Linked DNA regions of Homo sapiens: region 1 is linked to region 2. Evidence: chromatin loops called from intact Hi-C (ENCODE). Cell type or tissue: endothelial cell of umbilical vein. All regions are shown on one strand. Each heading gives the region's core, and the rest is flanking DNA. Links, peaks and the distances in the headings are about the cores only. Region 1 overlaps LOC124909415 (a long non-coding RNA gene). Region 2 has its middle 61 kb from the start of LINC02024.

The links. Hi-C counts contacts between places; a loop is a spot of excess contacts. Peaks named below come from ENCODE experiments on the same cell type or tissue, not always from the same donor. Only the 100,000 strongest peaks of a DNase experiment are listed, where the experiment ranks them.
Region 1: it touches region 2 in a loop (2.0-fold over the local background); 1 of 110 quality-filtered maps calls a loop at or near these places.

Annotation. Positions count from the first base shown.
Region 1 is chr3:117,034,468-117,039,855 of GRCh38, reverse strand. The region is part of intron 1 of LOC124909415 (a long non-coding RNA gene); the gene reads left to right. Among named protein-coding and RNA genes, the nearest start is that of LINC00901, 120 kb to the right of the region's middle. In endothelial cell of umbilical vein, for the core only: no CTCF peak of the experiment used is centred there; a DNase peak (open chromatin) is centred at 3,225; H3K27ac peaks cover 479 bases.
Region 2 is chr3:117,626,743-117,632,130 of GRCh38, reverse strand. No RefSeq gene overlaps it. Among named protein-coding and RNA genes, the nearest start is that of LINC02024, 61 kb to the left of the region's middle. RefSeq lists an enhancer at 5,062-5,388. In endothelial cell of umbilical vein, for the core only: no CTCF peak of the experiment used is centred there; a DNase peak (open chromatin) is centred at 2,980; H3K27ac peaks cover 593 bases.

The DNA.
Region 1 (5,388 bases), core at 103-5,102, 590 kb after region 2:
TACTCATCAGTATTTCAGAAGTTTATTTTGAGTTCTGGTTTATGTAAAAAATCTGTTGATTGTCCTATGTAAATGAGCATACATTTGCAAATACTTACAGGTTTGTGCTATTTTTTTCTCACTTTTCTCACTTTTTTTTTTTTCATGTGCTTTTGTATTTGCTAGCAGTTCTAGTACTATATCAAACATGGACAGGGTTAATGGGCATATTTATCTTTTTTCCAGATCTCTGAGAAAATGCATACAATGAATTTTCTTTTAGCAGAATATTTACTATAGATTTGGCATATACTCTTTATAAAGTTCTAGAAGTGCCTTAGTAGTCCAAATATTTGAGAGATTTTTGGTTTGTTTAGTTTTGCTTATAAGTGTGTATTAAACTAAATCAAAAGTCATTTTTCTACATTTATTGAAAAAATATATATGACTCTTTGTTTCCTCCTTTAGGCCACTAATAGGATGCCTTATGTTGATGGATGTTCTGAGGTTAAACAATCGTTTCTGTCTCAGGATCAATATTGCTTGATGAATTTATTTTCTTAGCAGTCTCTCCAATTTTGTCAGATAACTATTATTTAGGATTTGCTCATCTATGCTCTTAAGTGAAATTGTTAATATTTTGTACTGCCTTTACTTTTTTTTTTTTTTTTCTGAGATAGAGTCTTACTGTGTCGCCCAGGATGGAGTGCAGTGTCACAGTGGCATGACCTTGGCTGACTGCAACCTCTGCCTCCCGGGTTCAAGTGATTCTCCTGCCTCAGCCTCCTGAGTAGCTGGGATTACAGGCATGAGCCACTATGCCCAGCTAATTTTTGTATTTTTAGTAGAGACCAGGTTTTGCCATGTTGGCCAGGCAGGTCTCGAACTCCTGACCTCAAGTGATCTGCTCACCTCGGCCTCCCAAAGTGCTGGGATTAGGCGTGAGCAACCACACCTTACCCTAGTTTTAAAATCTTTAGAGCTAGAATTTTGTTTTGTTTTCTATATCTTTGAACAATTGTGTAGGACAAGAATAAGGTTTTGTTCCAAGTTTTTATTTTCTTGTAAAATTCTCTGGCTCTGGGATTTGCTTGGAGGTAGCAAGTTGCTTTCAATTGTCACTTGAAGTTTTTGAATGGTTATTGATCAACTCTATTTTCTAATTTTGTGCCAGGTTTGGCAATTGTTCCAATTACTATAGCCGTGTAACCAATTACCCCCAAACAGGGGTGAAAAATAATTATTTTTCCCTCAAAGATTCCGTGGGTAAAGAGTTCAGACAGGATTATGGTGGGATGGCTTGTCCCTGAATGATGATGCTCCTTAGCTGGAAGAATTGAAGACTAGGGGCTGAAATTAGCCAAAGGCTCGTTTATTCACATATTTGACTATAGATGCCAGCTTTCAGCTAAGGCCTCTGTTCTTTTCCCTGCGGGCCTCTCCATCTGGTTTTTCCATGTATTCTTCCTAAATCAGCTAGTTTGACTTCCAACATGATGGTGGTTTTCTCAGAGCAAGAGAAAGACCCAGCATGGGAATTCCCATAGCTATCTATAGCCACATTCTACTCTTCAGATCAGGCACATACCTGCCCAGGTTCAAAGGAGTGGAAATAGACTTTGCTTCCATGGAGGAGTGGCAAGCTTCTGGAAGCAGTTGTGAATGTTTATAGAAAGAATAATCAGCCACGGTAATTTATATATTTTTTCAGATAGATAGCTCATCTGTGTTTTCACACGTATTAGTGAATAGTTGGTTGTAGTATTTTTTTTTCTTTTCTTAATTGCTGTGCTATTTCTGGCTATGTCTAAATTTTCATTTTGTATTTCATATAATTGAAAATATTGTCAGGGGCCAGGCGCAGTGGCTTATGCCTGTTATCACAGGACTTTGGGAGGCTGAAGTGGGTGGATCACTTGAGGTCAGGAGTTCGAGACCAGCCTGGTCAATATGGTGAAACCCCCCCATCTCTACCAAAAAATACAAAAATTAACCAGATGTTGTGGTGCATACTTGTAATCCCAGCTACTCTGGAGGCTGAAACACAAGAATCGCTCGAACCCAGGAGGCGGAGGTTGCAGTGAGCTGAGATCATGCCATTGCACTTCAGCCTGGGCAACAAAGTGATACCTTGTCTCAAAAAAAAAAAAAAAAAAAGAAAAGAAAGAAAATATTGTCTTTTTTCTTTCCTCACTCTTATTGGATATTTGTTTAGTCCTAAACAAAGTAGCTTTAGCTTTTAATCATACTCATTACTGTATTTTTGTTCAATGTTTCTTGATTTCTGCCTACTTTATTAATAATTATCTCTTTATTTCAGTTTGGTCTGTTCTTCTCTTTCAATGAATCTAATAGAATTCATGGCTCATTTTATTTCAATGTCTTTATACTTTCTGGTCAGTGTATTTAAAGTTATACATTTTCCTCTGATTTCTGCTTTAGTTGTGCCCTGCATGATTTTATATGCAGAGATATTGTTGTCATTCAATTCTAAGTATCTTATAATTTCTCTTATGATTTCTGCTTAAGCCCAAGGGTAATTTAATAGCAGGCTTTTTAGTTTCAGGACTAGGTAACATTTTTGGCTCTTTTTAAAATTATTGTTTTTCTAACTTTATTTCAGTAGAGTTAGGGAACATATTCTGATGTTGATTCATTGGAATTGTTTGAGCCTTTCTCTCTGTAATTGTTACAAATTTAATTTTTGTGAATATTCCATGTGAGCTAAAAAAAATCTGTTTTTGTTCTCTGGTCTCCACCCTAATGAGACTTTAGAAATTCTCAGCTGTAATCCATGATCCCTGGTCTAATAAAAAGAAGGGTGTAAACATGGACCTGACCTTCAGATGGGGAGGGGGAGGCAAAAGAACACAACTGAAAATGCTCCCCCAGCTACATTGAGGAGGGGTAAATGGTAGGAGGGAGCTAGGGAGAGAACATTTAAAGGGTGTTGACAGAGTTTAAATAGGTGGTGATAGGGACTTGAAGTGATAGCAAAAACAAAAAACAAAAAACAAAAAAAAAAAACCTCACAAAAGAAAAATAAAGACTTGGAGACTGACTGGGTCAGAAGGGCAAGAAGGAGAAGTTAGAAGAGTCAAGGATGATTATACAATTTAATTAAGTGTGTAGGGCAAGGATGAGGGAAGTCAGGAATCCAAGTTCAGATATGAGTCAGAGATGTAATTATAAAAGCACAGGCAAATGTTCCGAAGGAGCCCAGAAAAGCAGAAGTAAAAACTCCCAGTGTCCTTTCAACTGGGGAAGTTGCACTCTGCCTTCTGCTACTCTGCTAGAGCATCACAAGTTTCCCTGAGGGCCCCTGACCTCTAACCCTCATTTCCAAATCTAATGGTCTCCTCAGACAAGTATTTTTATGAAAATAAAGCCAAATAACATTGCGCTGACTTTGTCAGTCTGTTTTTTTTATTACACACTGGATTTCCGGGGAGGGGATTGCCCTCTTCATGTTTCAAGAGCCAATGCAATCTGGTTTTCTTTATATTCCCACTACTGCACCATCAAGTTGCAATCTAATCAACTGGAGATAGTGGCTGATTAATTCCCCGTAGAGTGAAATTTAATTCTTTCATCCTGAGTGTTAGTAGATGGCTAAATCAAGGTTCTACCAGGTTTCTTCCTGCATTTTATAACCTTTTGGGTCTCCTGAATGCTAAATCTAATCTCCCCTCTCCTGAACTTTCAAAAATTTTTTTAGGTCTTTCCATGTAGAAAGTATACACATCAAAACAGATGTGCTGTGTATTCTCTGCTTGGCATGTGGGGAGCCTAAACTATTTCAGCCTCAGGATTCTTATGCTTTTAAAATCCTGGGGAGTGGAGTAGAGGGCAGAGTCCCTCTCCTGCTCTGCCTCTCTGCTCCTCCCCTGGGCTTGTCCCTCTGCTCTCCCTAGAACCTGTCTCCAGCAGGCCACTTCCTCTGTGACAGCTTCAGGCATCCCAGCTGCATCTGTCCTTGGCTGTCATTCTCTGCCTGCAGCCTGCAAGATGCTTCAGCAACTCCAGTGAAAGTGCTTACATTCCTGCTCTGGCAGTGGGTGGGGAAGTCTTTTTTTTCTTCCTCTCTTTCTTTCTTATTTTGTTTTGTTTGTGTTTTTGTTTTGTTCAATTTACACATTCCTGAGCTGTCATCCTGGACCTCCCCCTCCCTGCAACAACTGTCAGACCCCCCTCTACAAGAAGACAGAGTAAACCAGAAACAAACAATGTACGAAGAGAAATTTCAAAGACATTCAGAGAAATGTGTTACTTCAAAGGCAGTAGCAAGGTCCCCCTGGAGCTCATTATTATAGCTGGTGAGATAAGGCAGGGAGGGAGCTGCTCAGTGGGCTCCCAGGGGATGGGAAAAATGGAAAAAAAAGCTCACGAGTAGTTCAGTTTAGCCATTTTTAAAAACTATCAAATCTATATATCCATCATAGATAAAGAAATAAACCTTGCCCCTTTTGTGGTCTCCAAAAGCTGTTCACTTTACTTGATATCCCACTGACACACCCCAAAACCATGAGTTCTTGAGAGGAGAATGTCTTATCCACTGTGGAATCAGTACAGCTATAGGGAAAAGAGACAGAATGGCAGGGTTAGAGGCCACACCTTGCTGAATAACAGTGGTTCGGATAATGAAGTGGAAGAGGAGAGGGGCTACAGCACCCCTAGCCTCACGCTGTACCTTAGGATGGAGAGCCATTGAGGCAGCCATGGGAACCCCAGCTGCTTTTACTTTTGGGGAGCTGGTTTTGTTTTAGCAGCAAAAGTTAACCACTATAAGAATGTATGTTAGGTAAAATTGACCCGGAAGGGAACACCTATTCCAGTAATAATTGATCTTTCACGTACTTTAGATTGTGCATACCTTTATGTTGAGATTGTGCTACCTCTTCTAGAGGTAGCTTTTTATATTTTTATCTCAACATAAAGCTTTTTATATTTTTCCCTTCAAGTTTATCTTGTTCATTAGATTGTGAAATTTAAGGTCGAGGAAAAAGATTTTTGTATTTTACTTTTGTTTTGTTTGCTTTTTCATCTCCAAACTTCTCAAGGAGTCCAAGAAGTATGAAATATCAACTAAAATTGTTTTTGAACTTAGAATATTTTATTGCTACCTTATTCAGATTTATTTTTTAATATGGATGCAATAAATTGTGTGTTTTTGGTATCAAGTTCCGTGTGTTTTGATAAATACGGAGTAGTATAACACCACTACAATCAAAATACAGAATATTTCTGTCAACCCATATGCACACACATACACAACACACACACACACACACACACCACACACACAGGTGCTAGCCTTTTTCAGTTAAGCCTTTACCCCCTGACAATTACTAATTTGTCTCTGTCCCTATAGTTTTCCTTTGTCAGAATGTTATATAAACGGAGTAACAC
Region 2 (5,388 bases), core at 208-5,207:
ACATATCTGCCTGCTGATGTTTGCATTTCCGAATTGTACATCCTCTCTGAATCATACATGGTTAACACGTCTATATTAGATTCTACTGTATTCCCCCTTCAATACCACAACTGCCAAACAAATTATTTTATTTATCCTCCAAGCACTTGTTACAAAGTAAATGTTATACAAGGTCATGCATCTGGTTCCTCTATAATTATAAGCAGGAACATCGCAGAAAATAGAATATTTTGACAAATACAACATTGGATCTAATGTAAGACACATGTGCATGGAGAATTTTTCTCTAACATTAGATGTAGGCTAAATCTGTTATTTCTTTAGTCATTTTAATGAGGTATCTTCAGCCTAATCTTTAGCTAGATCGTTTGGATTACTTTGTATTTTTCCTAGCTTATCTTAATGTAGTCTCGAAAAGTGACCTAAACATTCTGTTTCTAAAAATGATGACAACCTTTACTTTTCTATATAATATCAAATACATTTTTGTATGTTTTGTGGTAATACTATATCTAACATGGTTTTCATGTGTGTTCTAAAAGGAAGTTATATTACAAGTACCCAGTTTTAATGTCCTTGCAGAGGGCAGGGCCTTGTTTTTACTTGCTTTGATTGAAAACCAGCACATGCATAGGATGATTTATTTTGGGGGCCAATCAACAGAGAATACTTAAGGCTACTAAAGTCCCTGAAATATACAACTGTCTGTGAGTTCTGTAAACCGTGTATGTGCCAGAAAAAAATTTCAAACATGGTTTCTGGTTTCAAATAACTTCCAGCTGAGTAGAAAAGACAAATGCACAGAAAAAAATGAAGTATTTTAAAATATTGCAAGATACTATATTACATATAAATGCTTGTATGTGTAATATAGATAAACCTTGATGAAGAACATTAGAAAAGTTAGTAAGAACTGCAATGAGAAAATGTAATAGGGGACCTTGGGCTGAGAGCTGCCAGATGAGTAAGACTGGTTTAGAGGAATAGACTGTATTGTGGACATCAAATATTCACTACCCTTCCCTGGAGAAGATTATATTTCACTAGCCTATTGGCTTGAGGCTTGGCCACATGTTTGGCTCCGGGCCAATGGAAGGTGTGCCATTTCCAGGAAAGAACCTAGAGGATCAGTGTTTGCTTAGTTATGGTTATTTTCCTTCTTCCACACAACTGGCAGTGTTCAGATAAAGGATTCACTGTGAAACAGAACCAGAGCCAACCCATAGTAGGCTTGTAGCAAGAGAAGAAATAAACCTTTGTTGTGGTAAAGACATTGATATTTGGGAGTCATTCATTACTATAAGATAACCTAGTCCACCCTGACTGAAACACATAGGTAGGAGCAGGTGTTCAAGGCAGAGCAGGAGAGGAGAATTAAATAATTAACAGTGTTCTTTGAGGGGAGTGAGGAGACTAGTCTAACTTTAGAGACAGCATTGCTTCAAAAATAACAGCAAATGAAACATAATAGTTAGAGTTGGACTAAGGATAGGATGACTAATTTTGGTCTTGAAACTAAGAGTTCAAGTTGAATAATGACCAATAAATGTGTTTCTTTTTCTTTACATTCCCATCCCCTAGCATATGGTAGCTATTCACTCATATCTTGTTTGCTGAATTTATAGACTTAATTCAATTGACACAGTAAAATGTAGTGAAAATTTAGTTTCTAAAAGACCATGAGAAAAATAAAAGACAAAACCATGACCTATAATTGCAATCTAAGGAGAAAGGTGATAACAATTTATAGAATGACAATTGTAGATAACAAATAAAAAGATTTCATAAGCTAATGTGCTAGAATTCTCATCTGGAAGATAGTTTTTAAGCATTACTATGCTACTTTGACCATAGATTATAAACTCTCTACTGACAATAAATAAAATGCTTCTGCCTGAGAGATTTATTATATAATTTCTGGAAGGGGAAAGGCAAATGTAGGTATACTGCAATGATTTGTCTCTGTTATAGAATTTAAACAGTTATTGAGGGTATTGAGAGATAATCCCAATCAAAATATGACATCCACTTGAATGAGGTTTGCCATCTGGCCAATCTGTCAGTCTTCAGTGCCAAGCTGATTGGCTCTCAGCTGTTATCCTACTCCTTGTGGTTTATGGTCACTTATGCCAGTTATAAGCATGATGGAATCACTGGGCCCTTCCTCCTCTAGTCCACATCTTTTCAGATCTATACTACTTTGAACTTACAGATGTAAAAGTTCCGGGTAATATTCGCATAACCCTAACTAGGTTTCTCTTCAGTCCATCATTTAACTTAATAAATTCTGAACCTAGTTTTGGCCTGCATAAGTTCTGAGCAAACGCAAATAAAATTTCCTTTATATCCACAGCAACATTCCTTATTTAGAAGATATTAGACCCAGGAACTCATAATGTTACACTTAACGCAGCATCTGCTTCATCTCACGCTGTGCCGTGCTGGCAGTGTCAAAAGTAAATTAATTCAATTTAGAACTCAATTCAGTAGCCAACAGCAAAGTTATACCAGACTCCATAAGAATCAAGAGGAAATGCCACTCCACGATCAGACACTGCTTCTCGAAAGAGCTCTTATGTCAAACACCTGAGCAGGTTTCTTCTCGTGGGTGCCTACGTGCTATTTCTGATATTGAATTTTTTTCTCCCCTGCATTAGTTTTCCTTGCAAAAACAAGGAGAAAACAAATGCACCAAGTTCCTCAGGGAAGGATACTCTTTTATTAATATTGCATGTTATACAGGTTCAGGTCTCTATGTCTACATATGGGGATGGCAGTGGGGAAGAGGGAATAGTACAAACTGTATAAACTGCCCTTAAGCACCAAAATAGAAATACAAGCAACTGCTTTCAATCTGCACCTGGAACATCTGCAAGATGACTTCTGAATGTCCCAGTAAAATGGTCACGTGTCTGAGAGTGGAAACCCTGAGGCTGATTGGCTGGATAGCCGGGTGAGATGCTAATCTTGGCTTGGAATTCTCCCTTTAGACTTCAGATATTGTGTTGCTGTGTGCTTTCTCAGATTTTTGGCAGCCTGCCATTTAATAAGAGTAATTTAGGTTTGTTTGCTTTTCTTTGTGCTGACCCACTCAAAGAATGAAAAGGAAACTCATGATATTCAGAGAAATGCATCTGGGACTACAACCAGCTCTCTAGAGGCTGTGGCAGTGCCCAGAAACCACTCTTAGGGGATTTGCAGGGCAGCAAGCAAGGACACACCCCTCCCCTCCTGAACTTTTATTTTGCCCCTCTCCTGCCTCTGTCCTAGCAAGTCAAATCTTAGGGCCATACAGAAAGAGTGAAGGACTGTGGTGAGAGAGAGAGAAGAAGGAAGAAATACACTTCAGAGCTGCATGTCCCAGACCTTTTCTTTGATCTATGTTCTGTATTTATGTATTAATTTTTTGTAAGTAAAGTCTCATGTGTAGTGTCCAGCATAAAAGGAAAAACAAAATCTTTTTTAGTTCCCTCAGTAAATTTAGAATCAAGCAAATTTGTGTTACAGTTCCACCTTTACCATTCAATAGCATTCAATAGCAATGTGACCTAGAGTGAATTGCCTATTTTTGAACACTTAACTGTAAACATCTTTTTTTTTTTAGGATTGTCAATCTTTTTTTTTAAAGTTCTGGGATACATGTGCAGAACGCGCAAGTTTGTTACATAGGTATACATGTACCACGGTCATTTGCTGCACCTATCAACCTGCCAGCTAGGTTTTGAGCCCCACATGTATTAGGTATTTGTCCTAATGCTCTCCCTCCTTTTGCCCCCAACCCCCCTGACAGGCCCCGGTATGTGATGTTCCCCTCCTCGTGTCCATGTGTTCTCATGGTTCAACTCCCACTTATGAGTGAGAACACGCGGTGTTTGGTTTTCTGATCCTGTGTTAGTTTGCTGAGAATGATGGCTTCCAGCTTCTAAAAAATCTTATATCTATCACATGAACAAAGGCTTACTATAAAAAGTAATTGACATAGTATACAGATTATACATATTGTATCAGTGTCATTGATAAGGGTGTAACTACGAATGCATATGGGGAGGGGGCATGGTAGAGGGTATAAACTGTCCTTTAGCACAAAAAGAAAAATGCAAGAAGCTGCACCAGGAACATGCAGATTGATTGAATATTCATTTGAAATTATATGGAGGCGCCTCTCTGGTGCCAAACACACAGTAGGTGCTCAAAACACAAGCTGTCTTCCTTTCCTTTTCTTTTTTCCTCATCCCCCATCAAAGCCTTTTAATTTTCCAAAAAATACTTGTTTTAAACACCATTTCCTTTTCATGCAAAATACTGTGGAAAAGTTCACACTAATATTTTCAATAAAACTGTTCCTTTTTAATAAAAACCATCTTCTTTTAAAGAGAGCAACAATGACTTTTAGTTTAGTTTCATTTATCATTGAATATATTCCTTACAACCCAAAATGGAGCTAAAAACATGCCAGTAAGTACGTAGAAGAAATAATTTTCTTAAAATAATGACAAGTGAGTGGGCTGGGAAAAGGAGAGATGATGATAATAAAACTTTATATATAATCCAGTTTTCTTTGTTTTTTTTTTTTTTTGAAATTTCATCAGAGTCACTACACTGGACAGTTTTTCAAAATTGTTTTTCCCCTAACAAATAGCAAGTACAATACTTAATATGAATATTAAAAATTAGTGAACATTCTGTTTCTGCATGGTTGAGAGGCAATGTAATATACAGCAGTGATTTTCAATGTATGATTCCTAGGCCAAAAACATCAGCATCAACTGAGAACTTGCAAATTCTCAGACCACACCCCTTATCTACTGAATCAGAAATTCTAGGGTAGAGCACAGCAATCTATTTTAACAAGCTCTTCCCATGTTTCTGATACAACCTTTGAGAATTACTGATGTAGACAAAGATGGTTTTGGCCCTGACTTAATTTGGTTAAATGGTTTCAGGGGTCTCTTTCCCCACTGGAAAATGAGAAATTTGGACATGTTCAAGCAGTTATCTTAGGCTCTTTGGTTCTCTATAGTGTGTGAATGTTAACTCATGAGCAGTGAAGAGATTCCTCTAGGCTCTGGAACAGTTCTTGTCACTACAAGAATCTATGCTGTGGATTAAATCCTGAATATGTCGGTAAAGTAGACTCAAGTCTTTCCTACTAACTGTAGGAACCACACCTGATGACTCTCAAATAAAAACTAGTTCAATTATAAATGAATTAGGAACATACTATTTATTTTTCAAATGAAGACATACCTGCATGCTTTTAACTACCAGGAGTGCTGGGAAAAGATTAGAAACGAACTTGATCCAAGGCAATCATCACTGTTAGTCAAAGCCTCTTTTAGTTCCTCCAGGGAAGCTCTATCAATAACCCCTGGAGAGTTGTTAACAACT